3 separate regions of the Homo sapiens genome follow, and all the other regions are linked to region 2. A link is a loop called in an ENCODE intact Hi-C map of the cell type or tissue named here. Cell type or tissue: endothelial cell of umbilical vein. All regions are shown on one strand. Each heading gives the region's core, and the rest is flanking DNA. Links, peaks and the distances in the headings are about the cores only.

Region 1 (10,979 bases), core at 6,034-10,033, 78 kb after region 2:
ACTATGTACTTGGTAGTTCTTTTTTTCTAATTTTTTCATTATGAAAGTGATAGATTGTTATTAAAAAGGTGAAGAAAATATATAAAAACTGGAAGTGTAAAAGCATTCCCAGTTCAATCCATCCACCGAACTTAGTTATTTGTTAATATTTCAGTATTTTCCTTCTAGTCTTGCTTTCTACATAGAGAGGCATTTCTAACTTAACTAAGGTCACACTGGATACATGATTATATACCCTGAATTTTTATTTAATCTTATGTCATAAACATTTTCCAGATGAGCATATTTTTAAAAACTTTTAATTTGAAAAATTTTAAAACTACAAATTGCAAAAATAGTACACTAAACATCCATTTCTCTATATTCATCAATTGTTAATATTTTGCAACAGTTGCATTATCTTTATCTTTACTATATATACAATATTATTAATATTTTTTCTTTTTCTGAATCATTTCAGATTGAGTAGAAGACTTTATGATCCTTTATGCCTAAACATGTTGGCGGGTATCTCCTAAGAACAAGGCATTCCCTGTATAATAACAAGGGTGATCAGATTTAGGGCATTTAATATGGATATCATACAAATTTTTATTTAAATTTTGCCATTTGCTTCAATGTCTTCTATAACAATGTTTTCCCCAACAAGATTCTATCAAGTGTAGCACATTGAATTTAGTTGGCACGTCTCCTTGGTCTCCTTTAATCTTAAAGGGCTCCACAGTTGTCTTTTGGTTTGTATGAATTAACATTTTTTCAGAGTATAGGACTGTTGTTTGGTAAAATGATGCTAAATTGGTATTTATATGATTATTTCTTCATAAATAAAGAGTCCACTAGGTGTATATAGCATGATTTACCTAAAGATTAATGCATAAACTTTCTAGTTTCCATTTGTTTTATATTATAAAGTTGTGATGAACTTTTACTTAGAGTGTTTTAGGAAATGTTTCTTTAACATGAAGTCTTAGAGACCATCTGTAGTCCCAGCTATTGCTTGAGCCCAGGAGTTTAAGTTTGCAGTGGGCCATGATCACACCACTGCACTCCAGCCTAGGTGACAGAGAGAGACCCTGTCTTTAAAAGAGTTGTTTTCTATTTCTTTAAAGATAAGCTCTCAAGGGTGAAATTCCAAGTTCAAAGTACAGGGACATTTGGAATGCTCTTGATACTTTGCTAAATTGCTTTCCAAAAGGGTTGTGCTGGCCTACAATGGTGCTCAGAGAGGCCTGCTTGAAATATTTGTTCAAAACAAGCTCTGTCCATATATTCTACATTATTTGAAATTTCTTTTCTTCTTTACATCCTATTGACTTGTTTTACAGGCATCAGATTTCCAGAATTCTTCCCTTAACCTCAGCCCTGTGTACTGTACTTTACGTTTTGTTTGTATTCTTAATAATTAAGATTTTTGGCTGGGCGCAGTGGCTCACGCCTGTAATCCCAACATTTTGGGAGGCCAAGGTGGGTGGATCACCTGAGTTCAGGAGTTCAAGACCAGCGTGGCCACCATGGGGAAACCCCATCTCTACTTAAAAAAATACAAATATTAGCCGGGTGTGGTTGTGAGTGCCTGTAATTCCAGCTACTCAGGAGGCTGAGGCAGGGAGAATAGCTGGAACTTGGGAGACAAGGGTTGCAGTGAGCCGAGATCACACCACTGCCCCACCAGCCTGGGTGACAGAGCAAGACTCTGTCTCGAAAAATAAAAATAAAAATAATAATAATTAAGATTTTTTTTCTTGAACTCTAAATATTAGTCTCATTGTCATTGAGCTCATAAAATAATCACATTATAGAGATGGGAAGGAGTTCGAATGTGCCTGTATATTCAACCTACCCAGAGAAACATTCATTTCACCCTACCTACAGCCACATGACATCAGGGTGATCAAAGATTTGGATGTGGTTCTCTTAAAACCCTCTATGACAGACGTAGTTACTGCTAGATAAATGTTCACATTCCCAGTCCCATTGCAGAAAATCTGGGTCATATGATTAGTTCTAATGAATGAACCACAAGTAGAAGTGATGTGTGTCATGTCTTTAATGAAAAATTTAATAGTGTGTGACCTCCTCCTCCTCATCCCTCAGCTCTCTACCCCTTTATCTGTGATTATGGAAACCACGTGCAGATATGATGGGGTCAAAATGTAAGGTATACCCTGCATTGTCGAGGTCAGCCTACCTGAAAGATGGTTGCTTGGGAATTGGCTAAAGATGGTAATACAGAGGATTTATGGATTAGCCACAATGCTGCCATGGATACAAGGAGGAAATGGGGGAGATACGTGCTCTCTCTAATTAATGTAGAGTAGGCATAAAGAAGAGATCAAAATTTCATGATAATTCAAGATTAAAATTTTTCCAAGTTGATGTTACCTTTTTGGAGTTTACCTGGTGATATTCAAAATAAGGCCTTGAATTAAATTAGGCATCAACATCGTGATTCTATAGAAAAGGAAACTGAGGCTAATGACTTGTCCAAGGATCTGACTCCAAAACATGTTCTCTTTTCTGTTATACCCTCCTGAGCAGAAACTCAATGAATGCAGAGCATAGTCAGTAGTAGAAATACTTAGCAGAGAATTAGAAACATCTTTCTTCAGTCCAACAAAATCCCAGGGCAAAACCTACCATTACTTTTATTTCTTTGTAATTTTGAAGGAAATACAAAGTACATAAAGAAAAAAAAAATGGGAGCAATATAAAACCGCAAAAGCCATGTTTTCTACTAGCTTACGGGATTCCAGTTCTTTCCTCAGATGATGTTCCTGGGAGTCAGGAAAGGAAAGCCTGGATTCCTTTTAATGTCTTGTAAAAAGCTAGAAAATTTATCATTTTTTCTGATATTTTTTCTAAATATAGACAATACATTCATGCTTTGCGAGATGGTCATCTGCTTTTTTTTCTTCTCTCAAAGAAATGATTATCTCCCTACCTTTGTCAACATTTGTAAGCTGTGCTCTTAACTTATTAAGAGAACTATACAGTTAAGGGCCTCATCTATTTTTCTGTTATTTCATCTAGTCACTGGTTGAGAGAGAAGGCAATTGAAGGCAAATGTCCCTTCTTGCCTTTTGAGTTCAGCGTACTTCAAAAGTTCTTTCCAAAGTGATATAGTTGCACTGAGCCAGACATTACGCACATAACGAGACTCTCAAAAAGGCTGCACCTGACAGTCCATGTAGCAGGAGGACATCGGCATGATGGGAGCCCATTGAATGTTGTACAAGCACAATTTCCATGTGAGAGCTTTTCATTGTTGTGAGTGGACTCCATACCAACTGTAAACTTAGATCTCATTTAAGGACAGTACATTATAGGAGTACAGATGTTCAAGAGGCCCAGCAGACAGCTGCACATGTTGGAAGTTGAAGATGAGGAATGCCATATTGCATATCTCCAAGAGCATAGATGACCAGTTTGTATGGAAGAGAAGTCAGAGCCTATGTGTCTGTAAGTGAGGACACTTGCAGACATCAGTTTAAAGGTATCTGTTTCTCCTCATGGGCTTTGATTTGCAATGATTGTGACAGATTCCATTATTGGTCAGCAAATATTTCCCACTTCTGCCACTTCCATGAGAAGGATATATATACTTCACTGTCCCAGTGGTATTGGGCTTGGCTAGGATGACTTGATTTGAGTTGCCATGTGCAAATTCCAAGCCTAGTCTTTAAGAGGCATCATATGTTCCCTTTGTCCCTGTTGCATTTCTGCCATCACCATGAAAAAGATACCCCCTGGGTATCCTGCTGGTCCTAGAATAATGAGATATATGGAGCAGACTGGGACCTGACTCATACCCTGAGGCCAAATTCTGCCTGGTCCAGCCTGGATTGGCCAAACTCCAGGTGTATGAATGAGAAATAGGTACTTATCATATGTTGCTAAGATTTTGTGGTTGTGAATAGCATGGCAACAGCTCATTTATTCACTGATTAAAGTTTGTCTGCCTTTTCCCAAACTTACCGGCTTATGGATACAGACAGGGTCACAGAACAATTAATATCTCATATTTTGTTCATTGTTGCACCTGCTTTTTCCCCAAAGGCTCAGCTCCCTGCCCCAGATATTTATGAAAACCTCCAGGGACTGAATGTGTAATCACAAACCACGTCAGAGCAGCTTCACTCATGTCTTCCAGACATCCATAGCATCTTGCCCAACGGGAACTGGTGTTGCCCTAAGTACATGAGCTTAGGTCAGGGCTATGTCCACATAGAAGAGCTGAAAATGAGCCTTTCCCCAGTCCGTGTGATAATTTTGTCATTAGGGCCCTGAAGCAGTACTATATATGTCTGTGTGTCATGGATGGCTTATGAAAGTGAGCTGTTTAAGTTTAGCAATATATGAACAGGTATGACTTGCCTGTGAGACTGCTGTGTGCAGCTCCTACCATCACCACTTACTAATCCCACCAATTGAACAAGTTGCTTCACCTCTGCAAACCTCAGTTTTCTCATCTGTTACATGTATTAAACATGTCTATTACCAGGGGTTTCTCTGAGGATCAAATGAGAGAATGCATGCCAAATGTGCAGCATTGGAAATACTCAACAATGTTGGTCATTATCTTCTCTCCCCTGTTGAGATTTGTAAAAGCAGTCATTAATTGCATTCCTCCTATTCTACCTATTTCTAATCCAATTTAGGAAAGCACAAAAGAAGTAGTTCGCACAGTGATCCAGAGGTTCGGCTCTGGCAGCAGTTGGCCTGGGTATGACCTTGGACAAGTTATGTAACATTTCCTGCCTCAATTTTCTCAACCACTAAGTGGAGATAATAACAATATAAGTTTCCTATTGCTGCAGTAACAAATTCCCTCAGACTCAGTGGCTAAAAATACCACAAATTGATTATCTTACAATTCTGGAGATCAAAAGTCTGAAGTGAGCCTTACTGGGATAAAATCAAGGTGTTTGCAGAGCTATGTTTCCTTTCTAGATGTTCTAGGGGAGAATCTGTTTTCTTGCCTTTTCCGGCTTCCAGAAGTCCCCTGTATTCCTGGGCTCATAGGTCCCTTCCTCCATCTTCAAAGCCAGCAATGATCAGTCACAAGTGTTTCTCATGTTTCTTTACTCTGCAACTAACTCTTCTGCCTTTCTTTTCCATTTTTAATGACCTCTGTGAGTACACTGGGCACACATGAATATTCTGATATAATCTCCTTATCTTAAGGTCAGCTGATTAGCAATCTTAATTTCTTAATTCCCCTCTTGCCACGCTATGTAATACATTCACTGGTTCTGAGAATTAGGATGTGGACATCTCTGTGAGCCTATTATCCTGTCTTACTATGTACCTCATAGGATTTTAGATGATTAAATGAATTAATACATGTAAACCATTTGGAATCAAGTCCGGCACATAATAAACATTATCTAAGGATTGGCTATTAGTATTTTCACACAAAAGTCAAGAGTATCAGTGTTATTGATAAAAAGCTAGATTTCAGAGTGTGAGATACAGACAAGGGACCAGATGGGCTTCTGTACTGTCTCCTCTGAATTGAATGTATACATCCAGTCAAAGACAGAACCCTTGGGCATATTTAGGCTTTTCTCTGCAAGGGGGGGTCCTTCCCACAGGGCTCACTGAATGAAGAAAGGACAGGTGAACAGACACAGAGAGAGGCACATGCAGCTGCAATGACACTTTCCCTTGTCTCACCACCAGAATAGTCACCTCTCCTCTGTGGGAAGGAAATAAGAGAAAAATACCTCTGGGAGAGTAGAAGATATTATATTATGGATGAGCAGGAATTCAGGGACAGGAAAAAAGCTTTTTGTCCAATGAGTCCCTAAGGCCAGGTTGGAAAAGAACTGTTGTTGTCTTTATCTCCACATCTCTTCACCCAGCTGCTTGTGATTGAACCTGCTGTTGCCACCTTCAGATCAGGTAGAAGGTTTTATGCAAAACACTTCACTTAAATTGCCTCTCTTGAGTTAGCCCTGTTAGTTTGTACAAGTGTCCAGACACTGCTAAACACCAGCTATGACAGCCTATGTTCAAGTTGAGATGCTTGAGACCAGGGAAATATAATGTCAGTGTTTGGACCATTAGAGCCATGGTCCCCTTCCTGCCCCTCTTATTTCCTTCTCCCTTCCTTCCTTCTTTCATCCCTTCTTCTTTTCCTTCCTTCCTTGTCACTGTTTCTCTTTTCTTGGTTGAATATATTGACAAGAATTTGTTAAAATACAAACTATACCCCACAGCATGTGTAGGTTTAGAAACAGAAGCACTTTTGTTTGATTTAGGTTTGTCGTAAACTTCTGTTAGGGAGAGAGATATCAAAATGTAATAGCCATGTCAAAAACTATTGTTTGAGAGAACAATGGGCCAAAGATAAGAACAAAGAATCTTGCGGAAAATTCATTTTCAGTTTTATTACATCAGTTTACAAACTATCACAATCTCTGACTATGGTCTGTTTTTGTTACACTGTAATCTAAACCATGACTATTCAAAAGTTGGGGTTTGCATTTCAGATAGGAAAACAAACTCATAACAAAACACTGTGACATCAAGGGATATCTTATATCTTGAATTGAATGAAAAGAAAACTCTAGCTTATGGTGGAGAACAAAGGAGAAGCAAACTTTTTTCTTAGTTCAGATTTTGTTGATTAATTACCAAGATGAAAGCTTTTTTCTAAAAAATAATTTACCAGGTGGTAAATTTTATTTTCTAAATCAGCACAGAAAAGGGAACTATTCTATAATATCTAAAAAATATAAAGTGTTTTTATGCCTGAGGCATTTTCATAGTTTGCATTTAATTATAGAAGAATCCCTTCTTACAGGGATAGACATAATATGGGCTTCATATTTACCCTTCTCAAAAATGGTAGCTGTTATGGACTGAATGCATATGTGCTCCAAACATTCACATATTGAAGCCCTAAGCTCCGGTGTGGCTGTATCTGTTGTAAGGACATAATAAGGTTAATTTAGGTCATAAGGATAGGGCCCTGATTTGATAGGATTCGTGCCTTTTTAAGAAGAGATTTCAGAAAGCACTATTTTTCTCCTTGTTTACAAGAAGAGGTCATGTGAGCACACAGTGAGAAGGCAGCCATCTGCAAGAAGACAGCCCTCACTGGAAGCTGACCATGCAGGCATCTTGACCTTGGACTTCTGGCCTCCAGAACTGTGAGAAAATAAATTTCTGTTTCTTTAACAGAAATTTATGTTGTGGCATTTTGTTATGGCAGCCAGAGCAGATGACAACAGTGGCCAAGGCAGATTATCCTCCTGGATATAGCCTCTGCAGCAGGCTTTTCTCTTTAGCCTCAGTTGTGGTGTGTGTGTGTGTGTGTGTGTGTGTGTGTGTGTGTGTGTGTCTGGGCAGAAGTCTTAAAAGCTAGGGGACAGTTCAATACCTTCTCTTCACCCTTGTGGGTGACTGTGGAAGCATGTGTTGAGATGGAGTTAGTGTCTGCCTTCGATCCTGAGGGACTGGATGAGCAGACCACCTCCATGCTAGACAAGCAGCATGAGAGGGAGAATGGGATGTTTGCTATCCAGATAGAGGCACTGTCTCAAAGATGTCATTGCAGAACACAGATAACAAGGATGTTATTTTGTGGTTTTCAGATTCAAAAGTCTAGGGCCCAGGTACACAAACAGCATATTTGAAAGACCAGCTGGAGATCCAGGCTGTCCTTTGCCAGACTAAATAAGGAATAGTTGGACTTAAAGAAAAAAAATATGGAGCATCTTGGAGAAAGCAAAGAGTATACATGCCAATGTATCCCTGAATCTTCTTCCCCTGTCTGTGTCTCTGGGAGATTGGAGGTTTTCCTGGAAACCCCAGAGAGTCTTGGAGTTTCAAGATTTGAAGGGATCTGTGTCCCATTTGTAGAAAAACCCTGCACTTATCTAGATGAGGAGTAGATTATGTTCTGCAAAGTATGTCTAGAACTGAGTCACTTCAGAGTTCTCAACCCTTCAGTGACACAGATCAAGAGAAGAGGCCTGCATGCCCAATAGAGGCATCGAAACAGTAGAAGATGTGGAGGGGAGGCCTGGCTGGCCTGATGAGGCCTTCTTTCTGGGAGTGGGGGCGGGTGTAACAGCTCTGTGATCAGCATAGCCCACAAGGCCTCTCCTGCTCCAGCGGCACCTACTTCTCCAGGAGCATTCCCCATCATTTACATGCCCTGTTTTAGCCCAAGTAAGTTGCTTATGCTTCCCAAGCTGTTCCATGACGTGTGTGACTTGCATTTGCTGTCCCTTCTACCTGACATTCCATTCCCATTCTTTGTTTCATTGAGAAATATTGATTCATCCATCGAGATGCAGCTGATTCGTCACCACATCTGTGAAGCATTTCCTATTCATTGGTCTCATTAGTCATTCTTCCTTTATGCTACCAATGTCCCGAACTCTTACCTTTATCCAACAAAATTAAACAAATGTTTGTGGAATACACACTATGCGGTGGACACTCTGTTCACCAGATTAAAAACTAGTGGACACAGCAAATAGGGTTCTACCTCTAAGGGCCTCATTCCAGTTACAATTGCTCCATAGCAAATCACCACAAAACTTAGTGCAACAGCAACCTTCTTGAATCTTGGGACTTCTGTGGGTCAGGAATTCAGGAAGGCCCTAGCTGAGTTGCTAGCATGGAGCCCTCATGGACTGCAGTTAAATGGTGGCTGCAGCTGGAGCAGCAGGGGAAGAGGGCATATTGGAGCATCTGTCAGCTGGCCAAGTATCTCCCTCTTTAGTGCAGTCTCAGAGCTTCTCCATGTGGTTTCTCTGCATGGCCTAGTTTGGGTTTCCTTGTGGCATAGCAACCTCAGCACAGTCCAACTGCTTATGTGGCAGCTGAAGACTTCAAGACTGAGTACTCCAGAAGACAAGGCAGAAGCTACTTGCCTGTAAAATTCAGCCTTGGAAGTCACAGTGTCACTTCTGCTGCATTCTCTTACCTATCATTGAGTCACTGGCCTGTCCAGATTTAAGGGCAGAGGAGTTAGATTCTACCTCTTGATAGGGAATTGCAGGTTCAAGAAGAGAATGTGGGATTGGAAATATTATTAGAGCCATCTTTGGAAGACAAAACTCTCTCAGTTTTGGCTAGCATTTACCATACTCTGATGCATGCCCATTTCCATATTCAGATCATAAGCTTGTTGAGGGTATGAATTAGAAATTATTTCTTATTTGTTCCTAAAACTTAGCACAATGTCTGGAAGAGAGAAGGCTCTCTCTCTCTCTCTCTCTGTCTATATATATATATATATATATATATATATATATATATATATATATATATATGTAGTGCATATGGAATGAATAAATGAATTTTCCATTTTTTGTCCAAGTCTAGAGAATCCTTATTTCTAAAAATAGAAATTATGTCTATTATTTTAATTAAGATAATGAACAGTTTTGCAAGGATAATTTAGTTCCTCAAAGTAGCACATTTTCTAATTTTCCAATAGAGTTATTTTCTTAGCTATCTGTATTAGTCAGTGTTCTCCAGAACAGAATATGTATACACACACACACACACTGCACACATACATGCACATACCTAAACAGAGGCAGGCAGGGAGGGAGGGAGGGAGAGAGATAGAGAGAGAGAAAAGAGAAGAGAAGAGAAGAGAAGTGATTATAAGGGTTGGCTACATGATTATGGTGGTGAGAAATCCCACCCTCAGCAAGCTGGAGAACCAGGAAAGCCAGTGGTATAATTTAGTCTGTCTGAAGGCCTGAGAGCCATAAGAACCAATGGTGTCCTGAAGTCCCAAGGCCTAAGAACCAGAAGTTCTGATGTCAGAAGGCAGGAAAAGATGAGTGTCCCACCTCACAGAGAGAGAGAGAGAGAAAAGTCACCCTACCTCTGCCTTTTTGTTCTTGTTGGGCCCTAAACAGATTAGATGATGTGTGCTCATATTAGTGTTAGTGAGGGAGGATCTTCTCTACTCTGTCTACTGATTCAAATGCTAATAATCTCTTCTGAAAACACTCTCATAGACACACTCAGAAATAATGTTGCATCAGCTATCTGGGCATCCCTTAGTCCAGGCAAGTTGACACATAAAATTAACCAACACGCTATCAAAGTCAAGTTTCTCTAAAATATGTACAGTAAACTCAATGCGGGCACAAAATTTGTTTTTCTCACGTAGTGTTTCTAAGTACTCTACTTCTTAATGTTAAAACACCTCAACTTTGGGAATTTTGGCTTCCAGATGAGAAATGTTAGGGCCCTTCAAAGGGTCAAGATTTCAATAAAACTTAGGCTTCCCCAGAACAATTCAGGTCTGGGTACTTTGATAGTTTGGAGCACCAAATTTATCTCTCCCTAGGATCACATAGCTCTGTACCCTTTGAAGCCACATGAGTGATACTCTGTATTCTTACTTCTGAATGGTGCTTTAGCAACTTCCATATACCAAGAATTTGCTGGAGTGACTTTGTTGAGAACAAATCCAAAATATTCCCAAATGCAGTTTGCCATCACAGTTAGATTGAAGGATATCAACCTGTGCTTTATGCTACATGTGCATTTTAGTCAGCTCCTTTCATGTACAAAGAATGATCCTGGGTTAAACACCCATCTCATTATTTATGAAAAACTACACACAGATGAAATAGGATTAATACTGGATATTTGTGTAGTGATACCAAAAGCAGTAGTTATTTGCAGAGCTTCCTTTGGTAGCTTTTTTGTTTCCTTGTTCTATCCATGTTTTGTTTGGGGTACACAATTTTCTTATATTTATCATGTTGTATTATTATTACAACCATATATCATATAAATTACAAATATTGATGATAGCTTCCATTATTGAGGTCTTATCCTAAGCACTTTATTTGCCCATCTCAGCTGATGCTCACAAATATTCTGTTAATATTCTCTTCACTATTTTGGAGTTCAGGGGTGTTAAAACTTATCCATGGTTATAGAGGCAGCAGAGCTGGACTCAAACATTCCTATGTCTGATTCCAAAGTGT
Region 2 (10,979 bases), core at 3,983-7,982:
TAACAGTGTGGGTCGGGTCAAGGTGTTCATTCTCCCTAGTGCCCCATTTCCTCTTTCTTGTGTTGTTCCAAATATTTAGATTTGTAGGAGAAGTAGGAGGTGAGGGTGACCAATTCATCCCAGTTTGCCCAGGACTTTCTGGGCTTTAGCACTGAAAGCCCAGCGTTTCTGGAATCCTTTCAGTCCCAGGCAAATTGACATAGTTGATCACCCTAGACCCTATTTCAGCCTCCAAACTGAGCCACATATACACCTTAACTTTTTATGAGGAGCCTTGAATTGGGGATTATGGAGTCTAAGCTACTAATTAAAAGCTGTTTTTAAAAAACATTAAAAATTTCAAGTTAGCTTTTCTTTCTTCTATCTACTCCCTCATTCTGTAACCCCCTGGAGAAAAGGGATGAAAGACAGGATGGCTTCCCTGCTATAATGGCTCTAAAAATGACTCTTGACATCTAAAATGGCTATGTGTTTTATGGACACAGATACAGAAGGACCAAAAGGACCCTGGGGTCAGTGTCCTGGGGAGCAGGATAAGCAAAGGAATTGGTGGAGACAAAAGAAGAGGAGAATGGAAAATAAAGGCTTTTAAGAAAACGGGCCAATTCTCTAAACAGGTCTCATTTTGAAGACATTTATTCAGGTGAGCAACGTTGAGTTTCCATGTTGTGCTGGATCATGTGCCAGGCCCTGGAGATACTAAGGTGAGTGAGACACAGTCTTACACCTCAAGAAGCAACTTGTCTTGCTTTCTTGGTAACTCTCAGCCCGGTGAGCTCAGCTTCCTCCTTGGACTATGTGAAGGAAAGCTGGGTATAGATCCAATGGGAAATCCTCACCGAGGCCACTTTTTTCAACTGTGACCCCGTCAGGAGAGCTCTGCTCGGCAACCCAACTCTCATTAGGTGGCAGTGTCCATGGTTTTTTGGTCTGGGATGAACGACATTTGTTAACCAGTGCAAATGGGCCTTCATCTCTTTAGAAGCCAGGGTTCAGTGTGCTTCCATGTCCCTGGCAAGCTTTTAAGTTCCCATCACACCAAATTTGAGAAGATCTGCTTGCCTTCTGGCCAGAGGAGATTATTTTAGTATCCTTTAAAAGATGTCAGTGGTTATTTTCCTGGCAAATTCTGGAGAATTGCTTAATCTTGGTCTCTTCCAGGGTTATGCTAGGTAGTGAATAAATGATTGTCTTTTCTATTGTGAGTTTCTTTATCATTACCTCATGGGTAGTAGATCTTATGAAAATCCAAAAATTTTAGTTCTTTTGAGAAATTGGCAACTCTGGCAAATACTGGACCCCATTCTTTGAATAACAACCATCTGGAGTTCAATGGGGACTTTAGAGACGGTTTGCAGTTCCAGATCCCTGAAACCACCCCATCCACTGCTGTCTCTCTCATACTGTAGCAGAAAGAGTCCATTTTTTTTTTATTCCTGCTTGCTTCCTTCTCTTTTATGTTATCATCGTATACAGAGTTGATTTTCCAAACCCTGAGTTCGAGTCTATAATCATTGCACCCTCTTCCATAGTGATCATTTCCTTCCTCCGTTTTTCCATCCTTCCTTCCTACTTTTCCTTTTTCCCTCCCTTTCTATTCTGGCCCCTCTCCTCTCACATCATCTCTCTGCCTGGCTATATAGCTTTATGTAGAATTGTGCATCACTTATAATGTGCACAGAACAAATATTTACACACGATGTCCAGCACAATCATGTAAACCAGGAGATTTCAGTGTGTGGTCCACTGATCATCAGCATCAGAATCACCTGGGAATTTATTATAAATACAAGTTCTCAGTTCCATCTGGACCTACTGAATTAGAAACTCTGGGAGGGTGGGGTCCAGCAGTCTGCATTCTAACAAGTCTCCCAGGCAATTCTGATGCGCATAAGTTTGAGGACCACTGATCTAAACCTTCAAGCAGCAGCCATTTATTGAAAATGAGCTTGTGGAAGGCAATTTACTTCCTTGGCTATCATCTGAGAATAACAGAAATTTCCTCCTCGTTTTTGCTCCATAGGCGTGCTTTGGAGGTGAAAGAATGTCTATTTTCAGTCCAGAAATCACCATTTTGTGAGGTATCAGTTCACTTTCAGTTTCATGGGATGTTTATTGTGGTCTGGAAGCATTTTTTGTCCCTGTCACTGGCAAAAAGAAGGGAGAGGATGAAATCCTCCCTTGTGGTCTGTTAGTTCTTGATTAGATACTATTTGTACTGCTCCTTCAAGTGGTTCCTTGGGCATAAATCTTGTCTCCCCAAACAGATGGTAAGTTCCTCGCAGACAGGAGCTTAAAGCTCAGCAAATCCTGGCTGACTGATTTGAATGAAACAACTTCATTTGCTTCCTTTGCCAAAAGTTGTAGCAGGGACTGAAAAATTCATTTCTCAATTCAGATGAGGATAGCTTGTGAGGGTGAGCTGCTGAAGTAGCTTCTAATCATGCCATCTTGGGTGCAAGTGCCTTTTATCAAAAGGTCCCAAGAATCCTCCCTTCCAAGGGTCCTGCTCACTGAGGATCCTGGGAACTACTTTGGGAACCAAGCCTTGGAATCACTTTCTCTCTAACATGCAGAACATTGTGCCTAATTACTTGGCAAGGAAGAAGGGGAACCCTGATTTTGGGGTAGCTGGGAAAAGGCCATGGGTATGGGTGAGAGGTGATGATTTGATTATGCAGGTATTTAGTTGGTGGCAAGGCCTTGATCTGGCTTGCAGGCTGATGAGATACAACTGGACTGTGCCATCCACTTAATAGCAGGTTAACTACATCAACTCCTCCATACTCCCTGCTTCTTATACCCAGGAAATTTAGGTACAGAAAGGGTAGGGAATCTATCAAACAGCTATTAAGGGAGACTATTCATTCATTCAGTCAGTCGGTTAGTCATTCACTCTGTCCATATGCCGCTATTAAGCTCCTGCTGTGTGCCAGACAATGAATAGTTCCATATACTTGTGTGTTGTGAGTTTCTCTTTTGTTATGCTCCAAATAACGGCTTTGATACTTCTGCAATTGATTTCATTAATTAAGTTAATTTTATTCACAATGTTGGGGACATAAGAAATGGATGCAAATGAATGCTAATTTCTGAATTAATATTTCAAGCTAAGGCCCTTGCCATTTTTTAAGGGAAGATTGCTGCAGTGGTATTGGAATTCAGAAATAGAAGCTTGTTTTTCCTCCTCTCTCATTTAAGCTGGGTAGGCTCTCACCCTGAGAATGAAAGTGTCTGAAGTCTCGAGGACTTCTGCCCTGGTTTTATTCTAGCTCTTGGGAAGTATTCATTAATGCTGAAAATGCTACCTTTTGCCATCTTCCCTCATGACTCTTTTTTTGTCCTAGGTCATAGAATCGATGAGAAACTTATCTTCTCTTTCTGCTCCAGTCCGGCTTTCCTTTCTTTGGCCTTTTGCACACATACATGGTAACATAGGATGGCTCTGAGAGAAAGAAAAAGGTACCGGACAGGATGCAAGCTTTTCAAACCTCTCCTTCTGCTGGTTCCACCCATCATATGTTTCTGTGTTAGCTCAAGCGCCTGGGGCAGGAATTCTTAAGGAGAGTGCTTAAGTGGAAAACTTTCCTACACACAGCAATGATATTGCCTTAATGTGCTCTTTCAGGTTGGGCAACTGACATGTTTGTTTCAGTGGAGGAGTCTCACTGCAGATGAAATTCCACCTTCTTTCTGTGAATGTTTTTGCACTGTAGCAGCTCTTTTTTTCTTTTGGGTGGTGATAAGAGTCGGGGGTGGTGGTTGGATTTTTGCTGGGAGAGCAGAAATTTCTGATTCCGTTTCTTTGACTATTTTAAAGCCTCTATTGGGAGACAGGAAGGATGGTGAAACATGCTGCTCATAGCAATATTCAGGAATTCATATTCTGGAAACCCTTAGCTCAACCCGCAAGACCCTTTGATGATCTAGCCCTTGAAGCCTTGCTGGTTTTGTCTCTTACAGTGCCTGCTTCTCCTCACAAACCTCCCCAAGGTCTAACCGTATGGAATCTGCTCACCATTTTTCTGAATACTCCACACTGCTTGGTACTTTTAGGCCTTTGCACATTCAGCTTACCTGGGGGAAAACCTGCTCATCTTTCAAGACTCAACTCGAACATCAACACTTACATCAATCCCAAGAGAGCCTTGTCTGTCCCATCCCATGCCACTCCTGGATAGAGTTGACTACTGTTCAACTCTATTGTTCATACCAATGCTGTGGCATTTATTGTACCATTTTTTAGTTGTTTCATAAACAATAGGTTACTATCACAGTGTTTAAAACCGTTTAAAAACAGAAGCAAGGTTGCATGAATTCACTATCAGTTCTGTCATTTACAAGCAGTGTACTCTTGGGAAAGCTACCTCGGCTCTATGCTTTAGTTTCCCTGTCTGTAAAATGAGAGTAATAATGATAATAATTACCTCATAGGTTTGTTTTGAGGATTAAATAAATCAGTATTCTCCCCTTCCTCCTCTTCTTCCTTTCCTCCTCCTCCTTCCCTACACCTTATTTCTTATACCCATTACTTTCCCTTCTATACAACCTGCCCTCAGGAAATAGTGGACATAGCCTAGAAAACTAATTTTTTAATTTTAGATTTCTTAAATAAGCTTCTGTAAATAACACAAAAGTAACAGTGTCAAATGTTGGCTATTAAATATCACCAAGTAATCTATTAATAAAGTAAGTCCAAGTTTATTGTTTGCTTCAGTAAAGGAGATCACTCCCTTAACAGTCTTAATGCCATCTCAGGAGGGGAGGATGAAGTTTCAATATTTACAATTCCAATAGACTTGCGCAAGGTTCGTGATAAAATAGTGTGGAGTTAGTTGACATAACAACGTAATAATTTCAAGGCAAGTAGTTCAAAGCAGGCCTCGGATTATTGGTGAACCTGTTTGAGTTATCTATGGTTACTTTTTGAGTACTTCTAGGAGTCCCTGAAATATACAATAAAAGGCCTTTGGAACTCCATCTTCCTGGGCAACAGTGTCCTGGAATATTCATGTTCATGTGCAGAGTAAGTTGGGCAGGCATAGATAGTTTCAGTTCTTAATACTTAGAAGGATAGTATATTTTTTATTTTCAAGATCCAGGCTTTTTTGAGTAATAATTTATGATGAAATTCCAAATGGCTGAGCTGCAAACAAACTATAATGCCTTGAGGAATTTGAGAATACAGTATTTACCATGCACAATAGAGATGGGGAAGTATGAAATGACATAAGAGCCTTTGAATCCCACACAAGAGAAAAAGTACAACCATCCAACAGGAAGAAGAAATTAGGAAGAGAAGTTCCTGGAGCTTAGACAATGTTTTGAAAAAAAAAAAAAATGCTTGGGCAGGGTGCGGTGGCTCATGCCTATAATCCCAGCAATTCGGGAGGCTGACGCAGGTGGATTACCTGAGGTCAGGAGTTCAAGACCAGCCTGGCCAAAAGGGTGAAACCCTATCTCTACTAAAAATACAAAAATCAGCCGGGCATGGTGGCAGATGCCTGCAATCCCAGCTACTCGGGAGTCTGAGGTAGAATTGCTTGGACACAGGAGGCGGACGTTCCAGTGAGCTGAGATCATGCCATTACATTCCAGCCCAGGCGACAGAGTGAGACTCCATCTCAAAAAAAAAAAAAAAAAAAAAACAAAAACTTGGCGTATCTTCTTTAGGAGGTGATAATGATGGAGATCCCCAGATGTTTGTTTGTATTTTTCTTCTTATCTAGAACTGTGCCAACAAGAAGGAACTGAAATGATTAGGCAAAGGCATTTCCTGTCTGGAGAAGGGTTGGGAAGTAGCACTCTGTGTCTCCCATGCTGGAGTGGGAAGAGAAAGTTGGCTAAGTGTGGAGAGCTTGCAGACCTCCAGGGTGTCATTGTGACACTGACAGGGCTTTATAAGGGAAGCTGTGGATTTCTCATCCCAGGCTAAGGACTGGATGCAGAGCATAGACAAGTTTTAGAGCATTATCCACTTGAAAGAAGGGATGGAAGTCTCCCAGTCAATTATTGAGGACTGCTTTTGCACTGAAGTTTCAGCCCATAGTAATCATTAATTTTGTTCACAAATCTGGGGGAAGGTATGACTGGGCTCACTCAGCTAAGTTGTTCAGGGTCTGTCATGTGGTTGCAGTCAGATGATAGCTGGGCCTGGGGTTACATTGAAGGCTTCTATATTTAGATGTCTGACCCCTGAGCTGGGGAGACTCAAACAGTGGAGAGTAGGTACAGCAGGGATTGCTCAGGATTCTCTTTCTTTCTTCATGTAGTTTTTCTACAGGGCAGCCACCAGTGGCACACATCTTGCATGATGGCTGAAAGCTTCCAGACTGAGTGTTCCTAGAATAACTCACAGAAGCCCCGTGGCCTTTTCTACACTAGCCTTGAAACTCACAAGGCTACCCTTGTGCTGCATTCCCCTCATTGATGCAATCACAAACGACTGCTCAGGTTCAAGAGAGGTGGCATAGACTCCACATCTTGTTAGGAGGTGTGCAGAGAATTTGAAGTCATTCTTTAAAACCTTCACAGTGTGATCAGGCAGAACAGACAGGACCCCACGTTTCAGAGAAGGCCCAGATGCTGCTCCTTCATCCCAGGAGAATATGAGAATCTCTGGAAACTCAGGTCAACTGAGAGATTAAGAGGGAAAGGAGGAAGATAGAGAGTATCTTCAACTGAACAAATTTAAATCCTGAATCGGCTTGTTTAAATCAGTTTTTGATTTGCATTGATTGAAAAAGTAAAGTTTCTCAATTCCAAGCAGAAAGAATGGCAAAAGAGCTGAGTTAAGTTTGGTTACTAAAAAATATAGTTATATATTACACATTTGAAGCTATGCCTGTGTGAACCAGTGCTGGAGACACTGGGAAGTTGGCGGTCCGCTCTCATAAAACCAGCTGACCTGTGCCCAACTCAAATCCAATTTTTGTGCAGATAGGATGCTCTGAAAGATTTCAGCAGGTTTTGGGCTTTGCTGGAGACCATGGAGGGAGCTGACTTAAGGCTTTCTTCATTTCTGGGGCTAATAAGAACATAGTCACTAGCAGAGAGCCCTGGTGGGGAGGATCACAGTACAGTTTCCTGGAGAAAATGTGGCCAGCAGGGGTCTGAGAAGCAGGGTGTGTTCTCACCCGATGAGTGGTTCCGGGACTTCTTGCTGGTGCCAGATCCTAAGAAGCTATGATGGATCTGGAAAAAGCAGAGTGAGTCCTCCCCTACTTCCAAGACCCTGAGAGTGCTAGTGTTTCCAGATGCATCCAGGGAGCCCAGAGACTCTGCCCCAATACTTCCACTGGAATGCCAACTTGACAGCTGGGCCAGCAATGATCCATGGTAAGGACCAGGTACCATCACTGTCAGCCAAGGTACCCCAGAGTTAAACCCTGGGAGTACCTATTTATTTGAGACCCAAGACAGGGCACTTAAAAGTACCCCCCTCCTTTTTATGACAACATTATTTTCAGTGATATTTGATATTTGCTAATAATCACTTAATTTGTCTTTAAACAATTAATGAAAAACAATACATTTTAATATGCAAAATGTTATTAAAATTCAGTAACATATTTCAAGTATGAACTAGACTTTTCACTTCCTAAGCAAAACTATTATGGCTTATAGTTTGTACTCTTTTTCATTTTAAAACATTTCGAACACAAATAAAAACTCCAAATGCTCACATAGTAATGGAACTCCAGGTGGCCCAAGTGCGTTTTCTTTACCTTTAAGGTTACTGTGCTATCATTTTTTATTTAGAACCTACTGTTTAAATGTAGGAATATGTAGTACCACAGGGACTGGAGATGTGGATTGAATCTGAAGTGAGCTGGAACAATTCTGTACTACGATGAACTTAATCTTCGTAGGCACTCGTAACTGAGTCTTGGTGTGTTGGGGGCCAACTTTATAACTGAGAGTTTTCTGAATTAATTTCCATGCAGTATACAATGTTTATTAAAAGGTAAGTAATCAAAATTCACTAATTTTAAGGTTTCGTATGTATAATTAAAACTCAACACTAGCCATAGCTAAAACTAGCTAAACTTAGACCAACGACAGATTTTAGGGGAAGAGGTACGGATATTGTTTAAATTGCTGTGCATGGTGAAAATAAAAGGCAGACTGGCTTCTAGTTGGTTTTTTTGCTATTTTTAAATTCTCTACAGACACTGTACCCCTTCGTAGCTGACTCTTCTACTGCCCTCTCTTGTGTTATCCCTGGTGGGCTCTGGCCCAGGGGTAAAGTGGTAAAGTGGTAAAGTGGTGTAGAATCCAGAGCAAGAAAGGAGAAGGCCCAGATGCTGCTCCTTCATCCCAGGAGAATATGAGAATCTCTGGAAACTCAGGTCAACTGAGAGACTAAGAGGGAAAGGAACTGAGCACTGGTCCAGACAGCTCCTCAGAGAAATGAAGGTGATAGAAAACACATTCAAGTATTCAGCAAAGATGATAAGAACACCAAAGGAGATTTGACCAGATCATAAAGAAAACAAAGTTATCTGGAATACAAACTATAACCTTTTAATCTAAAAGTTTTTTAGATGAATTAAAGAGGGTCGTGACCTTTGAAACCTGAACTAGAAGATCAAGAGAAAGGACTATTTTATAACTCAGAGCAAAATTGCAAAGAGAACTAAATCATGGAGAAAGAAAGAACTTAAGTAAATTGATGTACAGATCCATGAGACCTAATATATGAACCATAGCGGTTCCAGAGGAGCAAAGAACAGATGGAGGAGAGTTTACTTATAAATAAATAATAAAAAGAAATTTATCTGAGCTGATGAGACAATTGAAGCTAAAGAAAACCCTTAGTCTGCAGAGTTCTTAGAAGTGTTCTGAGTACCAGGTAGTATTAAAGAGAAAAGCCATATAACTCAGTATACCCTGGGAAAATTGCTGAACTTAAAGGGTAAAGTGAAAATCCTATAAACTTCAAGATAGCAAAAAAAGTTACTTACGTAGAAAAAAAAAAAAGAATGATTGCCATTTGAACTTTGTTTCAGCAACACTGAAAATTAGAAGACAGTGGAATAATGTTTCTTTAAGCTTCCAAGAGAAGCTGAAGAATCTTATATGCAGCCAAGAGACGATTCACCTGACAGGGTGAAAGAATGAGATTTGTGAATTTGTAATAAGTCAGAGAAAGTATGTACATGACTCTCCATGTATCATGTGAGTCAAATAACTGAGAAAAGACTCTGAATAGTCCCCAGCATGGTAAGCAATGGACAATGTTGGAATGAATGGAAATATATAATGTAGGTGCTAAAACGAATATTCTGCAGAAAAAGAGGCCTACTCTCTGGATAATGATCTACAAGTATCAAACTGGCCTCATAAACCTAGATACAGGGAAAGTAGAAACATTTAAACAGTCTCATCTTACGGAGAGGAGAGAAAGAAGAGAGAGGACAGAGACAGGACTAGCTTCATGGCCTGTGATCTGTAACAGAGTCTCATGTTCAGAAAGGCCTCACACTTCATATAATGCTTTGATGCTGTTGTCTTAAAATGATTAATAATTTTGAACTAGTGGCCCCGCATTGTTGTTTTGCAACGGGGCCCTGGATTAGTCCATTCTCACACTGCTATGAAGAAATACCTGAGACTGGGTAATTTATAAAGAAAAGAGGTTTAACTGACTCACAGTTCCACATTGCTGGGGAGGCCTCAGGAAACTTATAATCATGTCAGAAGACAAAGGAGAAGCAGGCACCTTCTTTGTAGGGTAGCAGGACCGAGTGACTGCAAGCAGGGGAAACGCCAGATGCTTATAAAACCATCAGATCTGGCCGGGCGCGGTGGCTCACGCCTGTAATCCCAACACTTTGGGAAGCCGAGGCAGGCGGATCACAAGGTCAGGAGATCGAGACCATCCTGGCTAACAAGGTGAAACCCCTTCTCTACTAAAAATACAAAAAATTAGCCGGGCGTGGTGGCAGGCGCCTGTGGTCCAGCTACTTGGGAGGCTGAGGCAGGAGAATGGCGTGAACCTGGGAGGCGGAGCTTACAGTGAGCCGAGATCACGCCACTGCACTCCAGCCTGGGTCAGAACGAGATTCCATCTCAAAAAAAAAAAAAAAAAAAAAAAAAAAAACCATCAGATCTCATGAGACTCACTATCACAAGAACAGCATGGGGGAAACTGCCCCCATGATTCAGTTACCTCCACTTGCTCCTACCCTGACATGTGGGGATTATGGGATTAAAATTAGAGGTGAGATTTGGGTGCGGACACAGAGCCAAACCATATCAGGCCCCCAAAATTACATAGCTGGTCCTAAATGGAGATCTTCAATATAATAAATTTTAGTCCTGAATTGACCAAGTTTAAATCCAGAAGATTCTGAGGTACTTTGAGTTGAAAAGAGTTAGAATTTTCTCCTGAATAGACATGATGGCTTGAGAACTTGGTTAAATTGACAAATAGAAAGAAAAAAAGTTAGATGTTTGTATACCAGCCTCTATCAATTTTATACTTGACAATTTGCAAACTTTTTGAGAGCAGAGACTCTAACTTTCTCATCCGGATACCCTCCTGGGACTTCTCACAGAGAAGGTGCTTAATAAAGGTGAAGGGAAGGTGCCATCTGCTATGTTGCTGCACAATGCACATGCCATGTGCAAATGCGGTCACTGTTGAGGAAGGGCAGTCTTCCTAGGTTATAAAAAGTATCAAGAGCCTGTAGTCTCTGATGCTTTGATTACAATGAAAACATTTCAAAAACTGCCAGGCGCTGTGCTAAAAGTTGCCAGGAGACACAAGATACATAAATCAGGGGTACTATTCACAATTTAGTAAGAGCCAGTCACCTCTCTTAAATTCTCCCTTCCTATCTCTTGAGCAAAATTGCTCTCTTGAATCCTCCCCTTTCTAGCTTTCTAAGTTTGGCCTTGTTCTACATATTTCTTTTCTATTTTAAAGAATCTACTTTACTTTATTGCACCTACTAAGACAGGCATCTCTGGGT
Region 3 (10,979 bases), core at 2,763-6,762, 89 kb after region 2:
ATTTGCTTTACCAGTTATACAAGAAGGGAGGTGTGGCTGACAGAGATGCACTTACAGCTGAGTAGGGGCTGCTCCCTTTATACGGGCCGGCCACACACTCTCAGTTCAAGATGGTCTTTCTCATTCTCTGTTGTCTGACACTCCTCCCACTTACACATTTACATGGTTTTTTGGTACTCTAGGTATTTTCCTAGGTGACCCTAGCACCATGAGGTGTTGCCTCAAATCCTAAGTGCAGTCGCTCCATCATGCTAAAAATCTAATAGCAATGGGGTACTGTGTAATAATGAACCAGTAATATCACATGGGACTATCATGGATTATGTCAAGGAATTTACAAGTTAATACTAGAAGTAGATATGTAAGAAAACAATTTTATCACAGAAATAAGTAGACAAAAAAGATCTGCAGAAGGTATTGTAGTAGGACAAAAGAGAGAGTGGCCAACTCTGCTTGGGGAGTTTAGGAAGATAACAGAGAGCAAGATGCTTGAGCTGGGTCTTGAAAAATGAGTTGGGGTTTGCCAGGTTGAGGGAACAGGGAAGGCTAGACAATCAGAATAAATAACATGAGCAAAGCTCTAGAAGCAGACCAGTGGTGGTTAAATGTGGTTAGAACATTAGGAACGGGGAAAGAAAATGAGCCATGAAACTGGTTTGAAAGGATGGGATCAGCTCATGAAAAATCTTGTGTGACAAACCAATAAGGGTGACCTTTAACTACTGGGCACTGGGAGAGCCATTAAAAAATTTAAATTGTTAGGAGTTTAAAGTTTAAGGGAAATATACAATTTATAAGTGTTTACATATTTGTGGATATATATATATAGTGTGTATATCTACTTTCTGCCCATCTATATGCCTACTTGCTTATCTATTTAATCTATCTATCTATCATCATCATCATCTATCTTCAGAGAAACCACTTGAAACCCCCTTTTGAGGCTTCACATCAGCAAATTTCAGTTAGGTTACACAAATTCAAATGCCTTGCTTGAGTCCATTGTTGGTATTACCCAAGGCCACACAACTGTTCTGCAACAGAGCTGCGACTTGATCACCGGTCTCTGAATACCCAACGTAGTCACATCTGCTTTCATTTTGACCTTTGGGTCAATTCAATAAGGAAAATAAGCAAGCCATATACAATGGGAGTTACAGAATGTTATTGCTAACCTTAAAAATGCTGAATGGTTTCCCAAAAACATGACTGACCATGGGAGCCTCAGAAGTCTCTACGTACCTGAACTCCTTTCTTTGCTCCTCCAAATCCTGACCCCATGTTATGTGTTCCTGTCTTGTTTCCAATCAGATTGCAGCTTTTCTCTCCTCCGGATTCCATCTCAATTTTCACTTCTAGATTCAGTTTTGTTATTTGTTATCCAGACCTGTCCCTAGGCTTAGATTTGCACCGTCCTCATTTTACTTGGAGGGAATACTCTACCCATGTTGATTCCTTGAGGGATCCATCCCTTGACTCAGGCCTCACTCCTATTGAATAATTCAGAGCACAAGGGCAGTTGATCTGGGGTTTAGAAGGTTGGGTGTTAGCCTGGCTTTGCCACTTAAATTCTGCAGTATTGCACAAGTTGTTTCAATTCTCTGGCTTCAGCGTTTTTTGTTTGCTTGTTTGTTTGGTTTTGTTTTTCATTTTTGGCAGGGAATAGGTCTAATTATCTCTAGGGTTTTGTGTTATTTAGAACCCCTATAATTGCATGTGATGGAAAACCTAACATAAACTGCCTTGAGTGATTAAGTGGATTTCACTGGCTCATGTAACTAAAAAGTACATGGTTAGAGCTGGTTTCAGACACGACTAGATTCAATGTCCAAACAATATCTCCTGTGTGTGGTTTCTCACATCTCTTGGTTCTGTCTTCTGCTGTACTGGCTTTGTTCTCAATATCCAAGTAGGATAAAAATCACTTCAGTGGCTTCAAGTCTGATATTTCTTCCTCTTCAAGTTGAAAGAAGAAGATAATGAAACTCTTTCTCAGGTTAAAAACAGAAACAAGAATCTGATTGTTTTTCATTGGTTCTCAATGGGTAAAGTGTCCATCTATGAACCAATCACAGTGGAATGGGTTGCACTGTGGTGATTGGCTTGACATTGGTCATGTTTTGCAGCACTCAGTATGATGTCTTCTAACCTTGTGGATAGAAGTGGCTGAACTGTAGATCTTTAAACAAAAACAGAGACTTGCCAGAGGAGTGGGGTGGATGCTGGGAGGCAAAGAGCAGATGCCTCTGAAAGCTCCTTCTTTCTCTAGGAATCTCAAGTTTCTAACTACAGATCGTGCTGTTGCTAAAATATTTCTGAGATTTCAGTGGGTGATAATGTGAACCATGTACAAGCATTGAGGCTGGGAGTCCTGGGTTCCAGCTCTTGCTCCACCAGCTGTGTAACTGAGTGAGCTACTTTTTCTCTCACAGCCTTAACATCATCACCTGTAAAATGCAGCATTTGGACAAAATCTTCTCTAAGACCTTTCCCAGCTCTAATGTGCTAGGTTTCTGTGAAGTCTGTATTGTTCATTTAAATGCCATCCAGAGGGAGAGGCAGTCAAATATAATTTCCCCACTGGAACCAAAGATGCCAATGTAAATTTCTTCTCGTATACTTTTTTTTCTTTCTTTTACCTAATAGAATACCAAGTGCTATATTTTAACTATAGTTTTTCTGTTCTTCAGTTAATCTTGCAGCGAAATTATACTCCTGCATTTGGTACCCCATTCCCTATCTCCATAACACCAGGCTGGATAAGTCTTATGTATAGAAAACTGATGATTGTTAACAAAAAATCTACTGGAAACCAATTCTTCTCAATTCTTTGCCCTTCCTTTAAAAAAACAGTCTTGTTGAGAAAAATTTAATCCATATGATCATGCTTTAGTTTCTATTGACTCATCATTTTTCTTCAGCAGCAGTGATTTAACTTCTAAAAAGTATTTAAGGAGAAACTTCAACATTATTTTTGCTAGCACTTAGAAAATCCTATTTCATTTTCCCCTAGAACAAATGAATTTGCAACCTGAAATTTGTACCACAAAGCTATGAATAGTCTTGGATTTAAACAGAAGAAATTAGGCCAGGCATGGTAGCCCATGTCTGTAATCTCAGTACTCTGGGAGGCTAAGGCAGGCAGATCACTTGACCCAAGAAGTTCGAGACCCATCTGGGCAACATTGCAACACCCAATGTCTACAAAATAATACAAAAGTTAGCCAGGCGTGGTGGTGCGTTCCCGTAGTTCAAGCTACTTGGCAGGCTGAAATGGGAGGATTGCTTGAGCCTGGGAGGTGAAGGCTGCAGTGAACCATGATCATGCCTCTGTACTCTAGCCTGGGTGACAGAGTGAAACACTGTCTTAAAATATATATAACAAATAAAAAAAAATTAAAAATAAAACAAACGAGGAAAACATCTTTTTACCTTGGTCAGAGAGGGGGCAAAGGTGATATCCACTTGGGACACATGGGTACTATCTTACTGGTTGTTTATGGCTAGTGTCTGTTCTGATGGGTGAGTCTGCCTGCCATGTTTAGAACGTCATTGCTTGGGAAGTCCTCGCCCTCTTCACATCTGGGAAACCTTGTGGTGTTTCCTTTTATTCCATGCCTGAATTCAGTGTGGCCCTTGTTGGCAAATACTTCTACTGCCATCAGGTACTTAAGAGCAAGAACTCTATGTGTCCTCGCCCACTCAGCTCTGTTCGTAAATGAGCACGTGAAGGTCAGTGGAAAGACTAGAGAGAAAGAGGCTAGGAAGGGAATTAAGGTGGGTCTCAAAGACCTGGGATCTAGGCTTGCTCTGACACTGACTCTCTGTGAGACGCTGTACAAGTCACTGACCTTGTTTATGTCTTAGTGTCCTCAGTTGTAAAATGAGGACATTGGGCTGCATCTGTGGTTCCCGATCCTTGTATGGTGAATGAGTCTCAAATCGTTACCGTTTGTTAGGTATAAATTTCCGTGCATTGACTTGAATAGGCAAGAAATTCATTTAACTTTCCTCTAAGTGAACTTTTTTGAACAGATTTTTTTTTTTTTTTTTTTTTTTTTTTTTTTTTTTTTTGCCAAAAATGGCTGCAAGAATGTTTCTGGTTCTATGTGATGTACCAGAACTTGCACTTTCTTCATCAAGAAGTCAAGTCTCTGTCTCCTGCTCGTGAGACTAGTCAGGCTTTTGTGACTGCCTCAGCTATTAGATTATGGCAGAAGTAATGCTGTGTGACTTCTCAGCCAAAGTCCTAAGAGCAGAACAGCTTCTGCCTGGATCTCTCACTCTAGCTATCATGAAGCTTCTCTATTACATGGAGATAGAGATCTGCTGAAGGAGCCCCAGCTGTTGGTATTTTCCAGGCCAGGCACCAGTCATATGAGTAAGCCAGCCATCAGACAACTTAGCCCCAGCCACTGTCTGCCTGCAACTGCACAAGAGAGCTGAGTGAAAACAATCTTGCTGAGTTCAGTCAAGCTCCAGAAATGTACGGGGTAAGAGTAAAATAATTGATGTTGTTTTAAACCAGTAGTTTGGGATGGTTATTCATGTAACAATAGATGACTAAACACTGCTATGTCAAATTCCTAGTCCACTGTTTGGTAGGAATGAATTCCAGTCATTTTTGCAATGCTATTCTTCTATCCGTGGAATTGTCTGAATTGGGAGTAGTTACATTATGTTATGCTGTCAAGGAAACATCTGGTGATGCTGTCCTTGATGCCATTATCTGTATGCTATGTCCATGGAGGTTTCCTTGTTTCTGTCTAGTCTGCAGTTACTAGTCTATGGTTTCACTTCTGTCTTTCTTTCTTCCCGAATATAAGACTTCTTCAAATCATTAACTTTTGGAACTATATACTTGCCACTCTCAGGCTCAATGGACACATTCTGCCACTCCATTTTGGGCTTTTAGATCCTCCACTCCCCTGTACCTCCTGAGTGCAAGAGGACATTTTTGCTGCTCCTGCCTCCAGTGTTGCACAAGAAAGTTAATGAGCCTCTTTTAGACAGGTTTCTAGACCAATATTTTTCAGATTTTAAAGCTGCATTCTTGGAGCAAGTCATGAAATCAATCCACTAGTTTGTGATCATCATTTAAAAAATTTTTCGGAGTAGAACAGAATTGAATGAAAAATGTCACAGTATATCAAATATTGGTAAGGCAACTGTGATGGCTAATTTTTTGTGTCAACTGGACTAGGCCATGGCACTTTGGCCAAACATATCTGGATGTTGCATGAAGGTATTTTTTTTAGATGAAATTAACATATACGTCAGTAGACCATGAGTAAAGTTGATTACCCTTCATCCGGTAGGTAATTCTCATCCAATCAGTTGAAGACATTAAGGAAAAGACTGATATTCCTGAGAAAGAGGAAATTCTGCTAGCAGATGGCCTTTGGACTCAAACTGCAACATCAATTCTTCCCTGGGTCTCTAGCCTGCTGACCTAACATACCCCTCAAATTTTGGACTTGCCAGCCTCTACAGTTGTGTGAGCCAATTCCTTACATCTCCTCCTCTCCCCTCACTCCATCTCTCTCTATCTGGTCGGCTTTGTGTAACACCACGAAAATAAAACAATACTTTCCTGTCTTCTGCTGATTGGCACCTGTCTTTCTCTTCTGGGTAAGATTGTTTCTGCTTGTTTAGATAACAAGGCAGTCATGAATGGTATCAAAATGTGTCCAATACTGACCACATTGCTGGTGTTCAATAAATTAAAAAATATTTTATTCTGTACCTGTGGTCTATACCCTAGAATTCAAACAGTTAACTGTCTTATCTGCATTCAGTATTCCACTGCCACTTAAAATAAATGTGAATTAATATAACAATTCCTCTCAAAATTATATCCGTTGGTTTAAATAGCTTTGCTGTGTGTACAAATACTTTGGGTGAATGCAGTTATTTAATAGTTTAAATCTAGTTTCATTTTGATAATATAGCATTGTTCAACTATTGAAATGACTAAGTTCCCTTTTTGTATGTCTTGTGAGAAACATAGTAACTAGGATATTGTGTTTACATGGTGTCTGTTTTCCTGAGCAGAGAGTTCAAAGCAGGTTATACACATTCCATCTATCTCAGCATCCTTCGGTTATTACAATAAGTCCTTCCACTTTCTGGTGTGATTCTGTCCCCTTTCATCTATCGAGCTTCTTTCTCCCCACTCCCTCCAGCCCTCACTTCCCACAACTTATTTTATGGTTTTCCTCTACTTAATTTCACTATTCTTTAATAGGGTTTGATTTACTGGGCAGGTCCTGCACCAGCTGAAGATTACCAGGGAAATAGCAAGGCATTGGTTTATGGTGTATAGTTTATGGTGTACACCCAGGCATTGGTTTACGGTATATAGTTTTGATAGTAAACTTATCCATTGGAATGTATAAATGACATATAGGCAGAATAAATAAGTGGGTTCTACCAATATTGCTTGTTTTGGAAAAAAATTAACATAAGATTCTAAACACACATTACTACATTTGTTTTTAGCATCAAAGGTCATTACAATAAAGGACAAAATTTAAAGAAACACAGTACATGGATTACAGATTGACATGGACTTTCTAAAAACCCACTGTGATTTATTCCTTCTTGCTGTGGACTGAGTGTCTGTATCATCCCCAAATTTAGATGTTGAAACCCTAATCTCCAATTTAATGGTATTTGGAGGTGGGCCCTTTGGGACGGAATTAGGTTTAGGTTAGGTTGTGAGTGTGGGCTCTTGTGATGGGATTATTGCCCTTATAAAAACAGGATATCTGTCTTTCTCTGCCATGTGAACATGCAGCAAGAAGACTTCAAAACAGAGAAAGAGACTTTACTAGGAATCAAATCATCCAGTACCTTGATCTTGCACTTCTCATCCTCCAAAACTATGAGAAATAAATCAAGTAACCCAATGCAACATATTTTTATAGCAGCCCAAGCTGACTAAGATACTCCCCAACCTGCCTTTGGTTGTGTTTTCTTAGTTTATGGTAACTGTTTCCTGACACCCTTTGTAAGATTCACCCTGTGTTTCTCTGCTCTGCTGGCTTCTAAAGTATTGTTCACAATAGAAAGACCTGTGCATCATGAGAGCTTCCCATTAGGGCCCTGTTGTTCCTGCTTCTGCTGGTCTCTGCCAGCCACTTCTGAGCACCAAATTTCTTCCCTCTGTTATTTTGCTTTATCACAGGGATGGTCAGCAATCCTTTATGAACTCTAGTAGCTATGCAATGACAGCAAGAGGATTTGGCCTTCAAAGGAGCCTCTTACCAAACTTTCTTATTTCTGGAGCCAAATTAACATCTCAACCATTCTGCTCTGATCTTTCCCATGGGTTCCTATGGTCCCATGGCATCTCTTGGTCATGTACACACACAATATGTTTCATATTTTTCCTCACGACTAAGGAGATTTGACTATTCTCCCTCACCAGCACCAGCTCAGTGAGGCACTGGCTTTGATTTTGAAATGGTTTAGCATACAATGGCTGATGTCTATCCATTTTAGAGGAAGCAAACACGTTTACTTCCTTTACTAAATTTCTTATAGGATCCCTGCCCTCTATTGTTCAAAAAACAAAACAAAGCAAAACAAAAAACAGTTAAATTGTGATTTCCTGTTAAACAATTTTAACAAGAACAAAAAATATATTAAGGTATAACTAGCAGGACTCAAAAATATTGACTTACAAATTTTAAAATCCATTTTCCTCCTTTCACTACTGTCAAATAACAGAAGATTCTATCCTGGGACTTCCTTAGTTGTACAGACATCAGTGAATTTGTTAGGATATTTTTGCTTACAAGTAAGAGAAGCCTGATTCAAATGGGCTTGAACAAGATTTGCTACCTAACATTTCTGGAGCTCCGTGGGTAGGACAATCAGGGCTCGAGGCTGTTCCTCTGGGCTCTTCCCTGCATTGTTTCAGATTTACTCTTACCCTGGTACAAGATGGTTGTAAACAGCAACTGTGGCAGATGACTTCTTAATGGGGGTTGAGGGAGTACAGAGAAGCGACAGATTCTACCGTTCTATGGAGTAGGGCAAGGAGAAAAGTGAGGTGCGCAGAGGGGCTAAGTGGACTGCCATGACAAAGGCCTGGGCCAGAGAGGAGATGGGAGAGGAGAGAAGGGAGGTGACATAGATTGAGTTAGAAAAAGGATTTTTTGAATCTTACACTGGAAAAGGAGAGGCACTTTAGGGCATCATCCATGCATGTATGAAATATCAACAGCAAGAGAAATGAGAAAGAAAATTTGAAAGAGGTTTCTGGAGTGTTAGAAATATACTCTCCTTTGGTGTTTTCATGAAAGACTGTAAATTAAGAGTTACATTGATTTTCAATTATTTTGGTCACTGGAGTACGACAGATACTAGAGGTTGGTTTGCTCAACACTTCAGCTGCCATCTCTATTACAGAAAGGTTAACCATATAATTTATCATCTAAACAGGGACACTGGAGGCTAAAAGGGTACCTTATTAATGATTATGCAGGTACTAACAGTGTTAACCAGGACTATCCCATGCAAACCAAGACATGATTTATTCGAATAATATTTTATTTAGAATTGCTATTATAATAGCTATAAAGTGAAATATTCAACCACCTCCCTCACATTTAGGGTGGTCAAGTCTCACTCTCACAGTTCCAGTCCATGAGATAGAGGCAGAAATCCCTGAAAAAGACTTGCCTTTCTAAATAAATCAACACTAGAGAATAGGCATGGCTTCCTTTTCCTTTCTTCTGCTTGGACTACAGATATGGTGCCTGGAGATACATCAGCTACTTCATGACCATTAGGATGAAAGACAAATATCTAGGATGGTGAACAGAAAGATGGAACGACATTGAGATGCTGATGATTTCATAGAGCTGATATACAGGCACAATCTGCTTACCTCCACACTTCTTGTAACATGAGAAAAATTAACCCTAACTTGGAATGGAGACAGTACCTAGCCTTACAAGGCAGTTGCAAGAATTAGATAATGATTATGTAGCTCTTTGTACAGTAATTGACACATAGGGCTCAAAAGCTGGTGCCTATGGCTATTATTATTAACTCAGTTTAACTTGCAGGTGTTTCTTCCTTTTCTTCTAGGATGGGGTGAGTGGGGAAGGCAATAGAGCAACCGCAAGAAATGTTAAAATGTCTATTTCTATAAGCATGATTAAATGATACTTTATATAATGGGGACTGGCAATCAAGACTTCATTTTCTATGGTTGGAGACATAGTTGCTTCTACCAAATGGAAAGAGGTGATCACTATGGACAAAGATAGAGAACTGATTGCAGATATATTTGTTCCAGGGTCCAAAAGTTTTTCACTTTGCTACAGCAATGAATACCTAGGGAGATGTTGATCTCTCAGGTCCAGTGAAAATTTTCCCCAACTGGATCCAGAAAAAGAGTCATTTGGTTTTAGAGATTTAAAAATATTTAAAAGTAACCATTTAAGTTTTTAGATTTTCACACAACCTGTAAGTCAGAAATCTTCATATTCAATCTGCCAGAGGTCTTTGGTAATTAAATCACATTTAGAAATATTTTCCAACATGTTCTAGAGAATGAGATACGTACATGTCTTTTATTCATGGTAATGGAAATAGAAGAAAAACTCATTTCCACAGATACTTCATTTGGGCCCAAAAGTCAGGCCCTATCTTTGTGCTGAGTAGGCTTTCTATAAATTAGGAGGGTGAAGTAGGTGTGGTTCCCTAGAAACACAGACTAAGACAGGCATTTAGCTGCATGTTGGGGTGTGCTCTCTGGAGAGAAACAATAAGGAAATCAAAATAAAGAAGAAAAGAATCTAGGCAGATGTGGTATCACCTGGAGTTTAGCTTTTGCTGATCCCATGGGATGCTTTGGGGTATGAATTGTACCCAAGAGTTGAGCCCACCTTGAGGCAAGCGGTCTAGGATTTTGTACCCTCAAGTCAGCCAGTCAGTGGCTGTGAGGTGTCCTCAGTTGGGTGGCAAAGGTGTTATCTCTCGTGTGGCCTGTCTTTTTTCTGAGGCCAGTTCTTCAGAGAAGGAGACATCCATGAGCCATTAGCAGCCATCATTTACCAAAGCTGGGAGACAGGTGTGCTGGCCTAATAAAGGGGATCTGGGAGATACTCCAATAGAGTCCCCTACAAAGAATGCCCTCATTTGATGTCAACTATGGGCCTCTTTTGCTTCTTCATGGAGAATGTGTTTGAAACCAAGGGATTAATGTCTTTAAAAGGGATAACCAGTGTTTCTGAAGCTTGACCAATATGTGAACAGTTTCTTAAGAAGGGAAAGTTTTCTTAGTTTCCAACCTTGGCTTAAATTGTTTTTCTTTTAACTTTGCTTAAATATATATAAACCCAAAAGTATTGATTAATGTTCTCTGCTTGTATTTCTTAAAATGGTATGAAACCAAAACAAATTAGAAAGTAAATCTTTGAAAGAATGAGACCATAAAAAATCAAACTGACAACATAAATTCAATGTGATGCATGGTGTTATTTTGCTGGAACTAAATTGCTGATCTCAAAGTAAATATGTAACTGTGAAATTGCACAGGAAGTCTCACATGTCTCATGTAGCCTATGTTATATGATGCCATGGGAAGGACCAACTTCCCACCACTCTTCTGTAATAGAACTTTTGTAAAACCCTAATTTGTACAGATCATGAGGATCTGTTTACTTTGAAAGAGAATTATTAACATTTACATACTGATGGTTTCTACTTTTGTCATTAGCTCACAAAAATCAAAAGTGTACATCTTGGCACTGTTGTGATCATAAACCAAAATGCAACACAGACACCTAAATGCTGTGGCCATCCTTAGTAAGTAAATCATCCATAATGCACTTACACAATTTTATCAAAATGAAAGCATCATATTTTGCCATTTATTTAAATAACTTTGTGAGCATTTAGGGACCTCAGAGACTATGTCTGCAACATTCTCTGATACTGCTCTTTCTCATGAAACAGGA

What was found. Peaks named below come from ENCODE experiments on the same cell type or tissue, not always from the same donor. Only the 100,000 strongest peaks of a DNase experiment are listed, where the experiment ranks them.
Region 1: it touches region 2 in a loop (6-fold over the local background); 1 of 110 quality-filtered maps calls a loop at or near these places.
Region 3: a loop joins it to region 2, with 8 times the contacts of the local background. A loop is called at or near these places in 1 of 110 quality-filtered maps.

What each region holds. Positions count from the first base shown.
Region 1 is chr3:31,011,843-31,022,821 of GRCh38, reverse strand. No RefSeq gene overlaps it. Among named protein-coding and RNA genes, the nearest start is that of GADL1, 120 kb to the right of the region's middle. In endothelial cell of umbilical vein, for the core only: no CTCF peak of the experiment used is centred there; DNase peaks (open chromatin) are centred at 6,421 and 8,311; H3K27ac peaks cover 1,414 bases.
Region 2 is chr3:31,088,069-31,099,047 of GRCh38, reverse strand. No RefSeq gene overlaps it. Among named protein-coding and RNA genes, the nearest start is that of MIR466, 68 kb to the left of the region's middle. RefSeq lists an enhancer at 2,642-3,233. In endothelial cell of umbilical vein, for the core only: no CTCF peak of the experiment used is centred there; a DNase peak (open chromatin) is centred at 5,697; H3K27ac peaks cover 1,636 bases.
Region 3 is chr3:30,997,949-31,008,927 of GRCh38, reverse strand. No RefSeq gene overlaps it. Among named protein-coding and RNA genes, the nearest start is that of GADL1, 110 kb to the right of the region's middle. In endothelial cell of umbilical vein, for the core only: no CTCF peak of the experiment used is centred there; a DNase peak (open chromatin) is centred at 4,517; H3K27ac peaks cover 1,568 bases.